3 separate regions of the Homo sapiens genome follow, and all the other regions are linked to region 2. A link is a contact called in ENCODE Hi-C or POLR2A ChIA-PET data. All regions are on one chromosome and are shown on one strand. Each heading gives the region's core, a stretch centred on a gene start or an enhancer-like site at or near the end of the contact. The rest is flanking DNA. Distances are from core to core; before and after follow the strand shown.

Region 1 (3,658 bases), core at 163-2,662, 880 kb before region 2:
TCCTACACATTCCTCTCTCTGTCATATCACCTGGTTTATTTTCTTCATGGCACATATCACAGTGGATTTGTGGGCTTGTGTATTGCCTGTCTACACCCTATAGTATAGCCTGTGAGCTCCTGTTTGACCATAGGAATTCTGTGTCTTGTGCATTGCCATATCCCCAGCATCTAGAACAGGACCTGGCCCGAAAGAGCTGCTCAGTAAATATTTGTTGAATGAATGAACCGACATGGCCAGTGACACAATGTCTCACTGGGTAGGTTTGTGTTATTTTTTCCTCCTTCGACCTCGATCCCTCCTGCCACTCACTTTATAGTAGAGGCAGTCACAGGCGATCTGTGGGTAGAGCGATGATTGAACCCGGGCCGGGCTGACCCCAGAGCGCACGCTCCTTTGCCCGCCCCTGCCACACTGGTATCTTTCCCTTGATGCTGACGGAGGGATGTGACACCGCAGCCAGCCAGGTCTCCTCATGGAGGGCCTCGGACCACGTGTCATTTTAGAGACCCCAGCGGCAGTCCAGATCCTGAAGTCCGACCTTTGATTCAGGAACAGAGCAGCTGCAGGAGTGCCAGGCTGGGCTTTCTGGTCCTGTCTCTCATCCTCAGCTCCAGTCAGCTGGGGATTAACCCCCTGCCGTCATCAGGAGAAATACAACATGGGAAACCGGCGGTAACTCCACTGTGGTAAAGGATGTGAGGGAAACAGTGACCCACTGCAGAGGGTTTCCTGAGCTCTCGTGCACAGAGAATCGTGCGTGTGCCTCTGGGTGGGCAGGGGACATGCAGCCTGGGTGAACATTTCCCATACACTAGGATGAATTGGCCCTTCCTGTTCATGCCTCTAATGCCCCATTTCCCTCCTACAGAGATTTTCTCTTGTTTAACAATTAAAAGATAGCAGGCTGCTTTGTGGTTCTCAGTCAGGATGCTTTTTAGTTGCAAGTAACAACCCTGGCACCATCTGGCCAATGGTTAAGACATGTGATGTGTTCTAGAAGCCCAGGGGTGGATGGGCACCAGGTGGATAGGATCAGCAGCTCAAGCATGTCTGTCAGGGACTCAGGTTCTCAGCCTCCAAAGGCCTCTGTATGCCTCTTGGTTCCAGAATGGCTTCCAGTGATAATCAGGGCCACTTGCCCTTGTCCACAGGCATCAGGAGAGAGAGAACACACCCCACTGATGGTTATAAGTGGTTCCCCTCAGTCTACAGCTGGTCCAGCTGAGGTCACGTGCCCCTCAACCAGGCCGGTCAAGTTACTAGAGGAATGCCACATCCTGATCACTCTTGACCAACTGGGTTCTGTTGTCTAGTAGCTGAAAAAAGCAGAAGTGGAAACTGAGTAGACAACCATTAATGCCTGCCAAGCTCAGTCCCTGACCAAGTCCCCTCCCTAAGTTAGCAAATCGTGTCAGGCCCAACAGATTTTGTGGCATTTGAGAACAAAGAAGTGTGGTTTTCTTTTGAAGAAGTTTAGTGACTTGCGTCCAATTTCTGCCTCCTGCATCATCCACCCTCAGTTAACACCCAAAAAAGGGGGCAGGCTGGGCGCGGTGGCTCACACCTGTAATCCCAGCACTTTGGGAGGCTGAGGCGGGCAGATCATGAGGTCAAGAGACCATCCTGGCTAACACGGTGAAACCCCGTGTCTACTAAAAATACAAAAATTAGCTGGGTGTGGTAGTGCACACCTGTAGTCCCAGCTATCGTGAGGCTGAGGCAGGAGAATCGCTTGAACCCAGGAGGTGGAGGTTGCAGTGAGCTGAGATTGCGCCACTGCACTCCAGCCTGGGCGACAGGGCGAGACCCCATCTCAAAAAAAAAGCGGGGGGTGGACAGGGGGCAAGTGGAGTCTGGCTGCCAAAGACTACTTGTCTGATGGTGGGGAAAAAAAATGGGTGTCTCCTCCCTTGTCACTGGGAAGGTTTTTGTTTCTCTTTCCATCTTCATCCTCTATAGGTCCTTTCATTCCTTCCCCCAGTCTGAAATATTTCCGGTGTGTCTGTAGCTGTGCACACATCCTTGCAAAATATATATTGAGGTTTGAGTAAAGAGTCAGCTTCCGGGGTTTGGAGCTCTGTATCTCATTCTTTCGGTTTCTTCTGGTTTTCACCAAATAGCATGTGTTCGCCATCTAGCCACGTTGCTGGATGTGTGTCCAGTGTATGGCGTCTGGCAGCTGAACAGTTGTACATGCTGTACATCTGCCACGGCTCACGTGTCTGGTCCCCTGGTGTTGGGCATCCAGGTTGCCCCTAGCTCCACCCCACTTCAAACCATGCTTCAAGTGAGCATCCGCCTACCTTTGCCTTAGGAACCCATGGGGCTTACCCCCAGGAGTCAGTTGCAGCCGGAGATAGGCATTCTCTCTCCCCAGGGGTGGGATTAAGGCACCTGCCACAACACCCAGCTAATTTTTGTACTTTTGGTAGAACTGGGGTTTTGCTCCATTGGCCAGGCTGATCTTGAACTCCTGAGCTCTCTATGAGGCTGCTCTGACCCGCGTTCCCCCGAGAGCACAGGAGGGTCCCGCTTCCCCATACCTCTCGCCACTTTGCTGTTGTCCTGCTTCCCAGTTTCACCAATCCGAAGGGTGTCAAGTGGGGTCTCCGGGGTTTTAATGCTCTGATGGTGAGTCTGGCTGAGTGCCTCTTCATGCCCCTGTTAACCTAATTCAGGCTCCCCTTTCCAAGAGAGGCCCAGTCAGCACAGGCATTGGAAGGCAAATTCTGGAGCCGGTGACCTGCGTTTGAATCCTGACCCTGCCATGTAACCCAGCAAGTTAGTTCACCTCTCTGAGCCTCAGAGCTGCCATAAATATAAAATGGAAATAATAGTAGTATCTATATTGTAAGGTATTTTGAGGATTAAATGAGATAATATATGTAAAGCATTTAAGACAGTGCTGGCTGGGCATGGTGGCTCACGCCTGTAATCCCAACACTTTGGGAGGCCGAGGCAGGTGGATCACTTGACGTCGTGAGTTCGAGACCAGCCTGGCCAACATGATGAAACCCCGTCTCCACTAAAAATGCAAAAATTAGCCCGACGTGGTGGCGCATGCCTGTAATCCCAGCTACTCAGGAGGCTGAGGCAGGAGAATCCCTTGAACCCAGGAGGCAAAGGTTGAAGTGAGCCAAGATCACACCACTGCACTCCAGCCTGGCCAACAGAGTGAGACTGTCTCAACAATAACAACAACAACAAAAAAACAGCGCCTAACACATATGTGATCTGAAAGCATTAGCAATTATTATCACTATCACCGTCATTATTATTGTTTTAAAGTTTCTAAACTTTCAAATGTTGTATCCTTTCACTTTCAATGCACGTCAGAATGGCTCTGCCTGTGGAGGAATTTCTGGCTTCTCCTGGGTCGTCCAAGAGACAATATAGTCAAAGTTGTCCGAAGAGCAGGCTTGGAGCTACTCCTTTCTTTCACATTTGAGTCGAGTGCTGTATATTCATTTCCACGTGTGTAGTTTTTAATTTTTAAAAGTATGATGTGTGCGCTGGGCATGGTGGCTCATGCTTGTAATCTCAGCACTTTGGGAGGCTGGGGCTGATGGATCACTTGAGGCCAGGAGTTCAAGACCAGCCTGGGCAACATGGCGAAACCCCATCTCTACAAAAAATACAAAAGTTAGCCCGGTGT
Region 2 (3,294 bases), core at 485-2,984:
CAACATGGTGAAACCCCGTCTCTACTAAAAATACAAAAATTATGCAGATGTGGTGGCATGTGCCTGTAATCCCAGCTACTCGGGAGGCTGAGGTGGGAGAATCACTTCAACCTGGGAGGCAGAAGTCGCAGCGCACTCCAGCCTGGGAGACAAGAGCAAAACTCCATCTCAAAAAAAAAATGTCTTTTACTAGACTGTGAACTCAGATCATGAGAGGGCACAGCAGGGTACTTAAGATTGTGGAGTCTGGGTGTGGTGGCTCATGCCTGTAATCTCAGCATTTTGGGAGGCCAGGGTGGGAGGATCACTTGGGCGCAGGAGTTCAAGACCAGCCTGGGCAACATAGTATGTCCCTGTCTCAACAAAAAATACAAAAGTTTAGCCGGGCGTGGTGGTGTCTGCCTGTAGTCCCAGCTACACGGGAGGCTGAGTGGGAGGATTATTTGAGCTCAGGAATTCAAGGTTCCAGTGAGCTATAATTGTACCACTGTACTCCATCCTGCCATCCTGGGCGACAGAACAACACCCTATCTCAAAAAAAAAAAAAAAAAAAGTGGATTCTAGGCCAGAAAGCACAGGTTAAAATTCCCACTCTGCCACTTCCCAGTTGCATGACCTAGCGCAAGTGAATTAGCTTCTCGAAGCCTTAGTTTCCCCTCTGATAAAATGGGAGAAATAATGGCACCTACTTCATAGAGTTGCTGTGAAAATTAAACGAGGTTAAAGTGAATAAAGCACTTCAAACAGGCTGGGAGGGGAGTCCAAGAGAGGAATGGGAAGACGTGGGGACCCCACTATCGTTAGCACCTCAACACAGAGATATTGTGAACCCGGTCCTAATTCCCTTTTATAAGTGCTAGCAATTTTATTATTATTCACCGCATATTTGCAACATCTAGAACACCGGAATATAGCAGTTGCACCTTAAGTATCAGTTTAATAGAACCATTCATTAATGGATTCATTCATTCATTCATTAACTCTATTTAACTGCCTGCTATGTGTGGCGGAGGTGCACAACTCTCCCTACCTCTCTCTCTAAACGCAAGAGCTCCACCACACCCCAGCCCTGACCCCGTCCGATTCACACTTGGCTCCCCATTTTCCTTTGTGGTCTTAGGGAAAGGCTGGCATGAGGTTGCAGCACGGAGGGCAATGTCACATAGCAAGTTCCTAAAGGACAGGAGGTACCCAGCGAGCAGTATGAAACAAGCGCATAATGGGTGTCCAGGACACAGTAGGCATTCTTGGCACATAGTAGGGCCTCAGCACTCACTGGACAACTGGCACATAAGTGGGTGCCATGCACAAGACGTTGGCTAACTTGGGAAATAACTAAAATTCCTACTACAGGTTCGCCCCCTGCCGGAGGGCATCTTGCAAACCCAATTCTTCCGTAAAGCAAACGTCTGCGCCCCCCGGCCGGCGCAGGCGCACTCACGATCGCGGGCAGGTCCGCCGAGCGCAGCTCCCCCTTGCGGAGCTCCAGGGCGTGTGCGGCCTCTTCTGGGCATGCGCAGAACCGCTCTATGTCCAGCTGAGGGAGTGCGCTGTAGCCCTCGCGCGCATACTCGTACAGGAGGTTCCGGTTTCGTTTCTCTGTAGTGAAACTTCTCCTTGGACTATCGTTGGAGATGCAGCCTCCCCGGGGCCGGAACCCCCGACGAGTCAGCAAAGGCCACAAGCGCCGCGCCATGGACGCAGCCATCTTGGACCGGGAACAAGGCGGCACTTCGTCCCGCCCACTCCGCGTTTAGACCAATTGCAAGGCAGCGAACCTGACCGTGACGAGCCAATCAGATCCTGAGGAAAGTTGACCGCGATAGAGTCCTTCGTCGCCCAATCGTCGTCTGTGTCCCGCCTCTTCAGTGACGCGAGGCAGAACCAGCCAATCCCTGCACGGATAGCGCCCGGAAGAGGCTAGAAGCTGGATTCAGCGTGTCCGCGACCTCACCTTTAGGTCCTGTGAGGTCGGTGGAATCCTGGGGTCCTCCAAATCTACCAGGCCATCTCCCCAGTTTCCCAGTTCTTCCTGCGTGCGGGCGAGAGTGGTTGGGCCCTCGGGAACCCACTCAGAGCGAGGCTAAATTTACGGAGGGACTTTCTGTTAGCAGCATGAGGGCCTGTGGTTAGACCTATAGAGGTATTTCCTTTGATTTAAGCCAGAAAGTCCTGAGAGCGGATCGGGGAGCATTTGCGGATCGGTCACTTTTTCCTCCTTTCTGAGTCTCTTATCCCCTACCACAGGGACGGCCCAGGTGGCAGGATGTCCTGGTCTGGCCTTCTCCATGGCCTCAACACGTCCCTAACTTGTGGTAAGTGGGGGACTTGGGCTTCAGGGACGAGGCTAGAGGGGGAGGGTTATTCGCTCTTGGACTTGTGTGCCTCCGTCGGAGCCCCGAGGGAAACGGGGGTGGAAAAACACGGTGGGGTTTTGGCAGAGCTAGGGCTGCTAGAGCAAGAGGTGGGAAGCAGCTGCATGGAGGGCTACTGCGTGTCAAGCGGCGTTTGGGTCAGTTTTATTATTTATTTATTTAAGATCTCCCTCTGTCGCCCAGGCTGAAGTGCAGCGGTGTGATCACAGCTCACTGCAGTCTCGACCTCCTGGGCTCAAGTGATCCTCCCGCCTCAGCCTCCCAAGTAGCTGGGACCACAGGCCTGCAGAACCACAACCAGCTAACTTTTTGATTCTTTGTAGAGAGGGAGGTCTCCCTGTGTCGCCCAGTCTGGCCTTAACTCCTGAGCTCAAGTGACCCTCCACAGCCTCCAAAAGTGCTAGGATTACATGCATGAGCCACTGAGCCTACTATTATTTTAAACAGCATTAAAAATAATGCTTCCTGGCCAGCCGTGGTGGCTCACGCCTGTAATCCCAGCACTTTGAGAGGCCGAGGTCAGGAGTTCGAGACCAGCCTGACCAACATGGTGAAACCCCGTCTCTACTTAAAAATACGAAGATTAGCCGAGCGTGGTGGTGGGTGCCTGTAGTCCCAGCTGCTCAGGAGGCTGAGACAGGAGAATTGCTTGAACCCAGGAGGCAGAGGTTGCAGTGGGCCAAGATTGAGGTACTGCACTCCAGCCTGGGCGACAGAGTGAGACTTTGTCTCAAAAAAAAAAAAGAAAAAAAAAAAAAAGGTAATGCTTCCTTGAAGAATAAAGAGTTACTTTTGTCTGTAGATAACATTAGATGTGAACAAATGCATCTTTGTAAAGTGCTTTAAACAATGCCTAAAACACCAAAATTGAGTTGCTACTACTCTAAGATCTGTTCTCTGGGATAATAACCCCTTTCGG
Region 3 (3,264 bases), core at 25-2,524, 670 kb before region 2:
ATAGCACTGTCAAAGTGTTTTCAGGCCAGGTGTGGTGGTTCACGCCTGTAATACAACACTTTTGGAAGGATGAGACAGGAGGATCCCTTGAAGCCAGGAGTTTGAGACCAGCCTGGGCAACATAGCAAGTCCCCTGTCTCCACAAAAAATTTAAAAATTAGCTGGATGTGGTGGCTCACATCTGTAGTCCCAGCTACTTGGGAGGCTGAGGTGGGAGGATCCCTTGAGCCCAGGAGGTCAAGGCTGCAGTGAGCCAAGATCACTCCATTGCACTCCAGCCTGGGCAACAAGAGCAAAACTTCCATCTCAAAAAAAAAAAAAAAAAGAAATAATCTAAAAGTGTTTTCAATAATAATGCATTTATGTTGATTACCTTGTTGGCTATCCTCTACTCGTGTGCCTGCCCCACTCCATTCCCCTTTCTAGAGTCTGTTCACGTAACTCCTCTTCCAGGAAGCCCTCTTTGACTCCCAGGCTTGGTCAGGTGTCTTCTCTGGGTTTCCCCAGGGGCTTCCTTCCTCTCAATTCTGATGCTGCCTGTGCTAAGTATTTGTCTCCATATCTGTCCTGAGAACCTTGGAGCCAGGGCTCGGGGCTGTTTTTGCATGGGCCTATCACCTCCTCCAGGAAGCCCTCCTTGGCCCTCTCTCAGGCTGGATGGGAAAGCTGTCTGGGCTCCCATCATGCCCTGGTTTTCTAGCGACCCAGCCTCTGATCCCTAAGCTTGGCCTTCCCCATCACAGCTTTCATCACTTTGTGCTAAGCTTCCGCTATCACTACTCTGGGCCGTTCCTGTTTGGTGACTCAGGGACCAGTCTGGCATGGCCACCGCTGGGTCCCCAGCATTAAGCCCTGGAGCATGAGCCCAGTGAACTTTGAAATTCAGGAAGGAATTCACAGGAAAGCTGCGGCGAGGCGGGCAGAAAACCACAGGCTTCCAAGAAACGCGTGTCTGCCGCCCCCTCCTCCCACCCTGAGGCCAGTCCTAGAGCGAAGGCCCTCCTCCGACGTCGTCACCAAGCCCAAGGGAAGGGTGGCAGGTGCTCAGCGGGCAGACGCCCCGCCCCGCCCCGCCAGGTTCTGTTGGGGGCGAGGCCCGCGCAAGCCCCGCCTCTTCCCCGGCACCAGGGGCGGGCCCAGGTGCGCCCAGGGCCGGGGAGCGGCCGCGCAGGTGCCTGCCCTTTGCGCCTGCGCCCAGCTCGCCCTGCCTAGCCAGGTGCGCCCCGCCCCCTGCCTGCCCGGCCACCTTCGGGAGCCGCTTCCAATAGGCGTTCGCCATTGGCTCTGGCGACCTCCGCGCGTTGGGAGGTGTAGCGCGGCTCTGAACGCGCTGAGGGCCGTTGAGTGTCGCAGGCGGCGAGGGCGCGAGTGAGGAGCAGACCCAGGCATCGCGCGCCGAGAAGGCCGGGCGTCCCCACACTGAAGGTCCGGAAAGGCGACTTCCGGGGGCTTTGGCACCTGGCGGACCCTCCCGGAGCGTCGGCACCTGAACGCGAGGCGCTCCATTGCGCGTGCGCGTTGAGGGGCTTCCCGCACCTGATCGCGAGACCCCAACGGCTGGTGGCGTCGCCTGCGCGTCTCGGCTGAGCTGGCCATGGCGCAGCTGTGCGGGCTGAGGCGGAGCCGGGCGTTTCTCGCCCTGCTGGGATCGCTGCTCCTCTCTGGGGTCCTGGCGGCCGACCGAGAACGCAGCATCCACGGTGAGGGCCGGGCGGGTAGGCTGGAGGCGGGGCGCAGGGGGCAGAGGCTCGGGGGTCAACGGGGGTCTGAGCAGGGAGAACTGGCGGGGGAGGAAACTGGGGGCTACTTGATGGCGTTCAGCGGGTGTGGTGGAACCAGCCCTGGAGGATTGAGCCTTGAAATGAGGTTTGGGAGCCTTCGACAGCGAAGACGGGCGGAGGAGCGAGGGTTAGGAGAGTTTCCTTCGGGTGGAGGAAGAGTCAAGGGGTATTGACCAAGAAGGCGTGGCACTGCCCCTTCCTGTGGCAAGAACGGGGTGAGGAGCCGAATTGAAGACCAGCCTTCTCCTGGCGGTGGAAAGTTCCATGGCCAAAGCTCAGGGAGAGGCCAGGCCTGTGAGATGGTGGGGGTTGGGTTGGGTGACCTGGTGGCCGTTTTAGACTCGGAAGAAGCCCATCTCACCCCTGCCTCTTTGGAGATTGGACAAGAGCCTCCCCTGAAGTTTTTGTAGTTGAGTTGCAGTAAAGTAGGTGCCCGAGAAGGAGGGAGCAAGAAAGGAAACAAGCTTTGGGGAAGAGGAAGCTCTGCTAAGGCTCGAGAGAGTATTGGCGTTGAGCAGCTGGTGTTGGGGTCTTTGGATTGGCCCTTAGAAGTCGGTGGTGAATAAGGTGATTTAAACTTCTACACTCTTAAGGAAGTGTGGTCTGAAAGGTCTCTTTGAACAAGTGTTGTTATAACCTTAACTGCTTCAGACAAGCACCAGCGTGTTTTGAAAAGAGCTCTCTTGAAAGCAAGAATTCATTGATTCAGCAAAACTTACTGAGGCCCTGCTACGTGTCAGGCACTGGCGCTGGTTATAACAGTTAACTCAGACTAGCTGGGTTCCTGCATTCACAGAGCTAATATTCCAGTGGGAGAGGCAGAGCTAGTGAAGGTTTAAAAAGCACTTGCCATGAGATTAAGTTACTGAGAATTAAATGAACCAGGTGAAGTACACCAACAGGGTGACGTAAGATGTTGGGGGCGGCTTTAGCTCAGGTGGTCGGGGGACGTCTCCGTGAGGAGGGTGACATCTGAGCTCTAACATGAAGAATGAGGCAGTAGCCACACGGAGACCTGGGGGACCAGTGTCCAGTTGCAGGCAATAGAGTACAAAGGCCTTGAAGCTGGAACAAGCTTGGTTGGGTTCAGGGAAAAGACAGAGCCAGCCTGGCTGGAGCAGGCGTGAAGGAGGGGAGGACTGGAGGAGGATGGGAGGTGGGAGAGGTTGGCTGCAGCCAGATGGCCTAGGGCTTTATAGACAGGTGCTGGTGCTTGAACCCGGGAGGCGGATGTTGCAGTGAGCCAAGATCGCGCCACTGCATTCCAGCTTGGGCAACAAGAGTGAAACTCCCATCTCAAAAAAAAAAAAAGAAGGCCGGGTGATGTGGCTCATGCCTGTAATCCTAGAACTTTGGGAGGCCAAGGCGGGCAGATCACTGGAGGCCAGGAGTTCAACACCACCCTAGGCAACATGATGAAACCCCGTCTCTACCAAAAATACAAAAATTAGCTGGGCATGGTGGTGCACACCTGTAGTCCCGG

What was found. Hi-C counts contacts between places; a loop is a spot of excess contacts on that map. ChIA-PET counts read pairs that join two places held with the same protein, here RNA polymerase II (POLR2A). Pooled maps may share reads with other maps.
Region 1: a loop to region 2 is called in a pooled map, with 8 times the contacts of the local background. The contact joins the enhancer-like site here to the promoter of SARS2 in region 2. A Hi-C loop is called at or near these places in 6 of 50 pooled maps. POLR2A ChIA-PET finds 5 or more read pairs at or near these places in 2 of 52 experiments (H1 and WTC11).
Region 3: a map of B cell shows a loop between it and region 2 (24-fold over the local background). The contact joins the promoter of SPINT2 here to the promoter of SARS2 in region 2. A Hi-C loop is called at or near these places in 1 of 168 maps with a recorded cell type or tissue (B cell) and 4 of 50 pooled maps.

What each region holds. Positions count from the first base shown.
Region 1 is chr19:38,047,264-38,050,921 of GRCh38, forward strand. All of the region lies in intron 2 of SIPA1L3 (signal induced proliferation associated 1 like 3), which reads left to right. Among named protein-coding and RNA genes, the nearest start is that of SNORD152, 110 kb to the right of the region's middle. RefSeq lists enhancers at 426-1,174, 1,828-2,357. Within about 2 kb of position 1,413, at least 13 of the 41 ENCODE cell types and tissues checked have a DNase peak (open chromatin) inside an H3K27ac peak, as active enhancers do.
Region 2 is chr19:38,929,029-38,932,322 of GRCh38, forward strand. It overlaps SARS2 (seryl-tRNA synthetase 2, mitochondrial), which reads right to left and starts at 1,735. Exons shown (of 16, transcript NM_017827.4): 1 at 1,442-1,735. The coding sequence starts at 1,708. MRPS12 (mitochondrial ribosomal protein S12) reads left to right here and starts at 1,916. Exons shown (of 3, transcript NM_033362.4): 1 at 1,916-1,970; 2 at 2,248-2,315. The coding sequence starts at 2,267. RefSeq lists an enhancer at 1,360-1,819.
Region 3 is chr19:38,263,299-38,266,562 of GRCh38, forward strand. It overlaps SPINT2 (serine peptidase inhibitor, Kunitz type 2), which reads left to right and starts at 1,275. Exons shown (of 7, transcript NM_021102.4): 1 at 1,275-1,700. The coding sequence starts at 1,595. RefSeq lists an enhancer at 1-823 and a silencer at 980-1,299.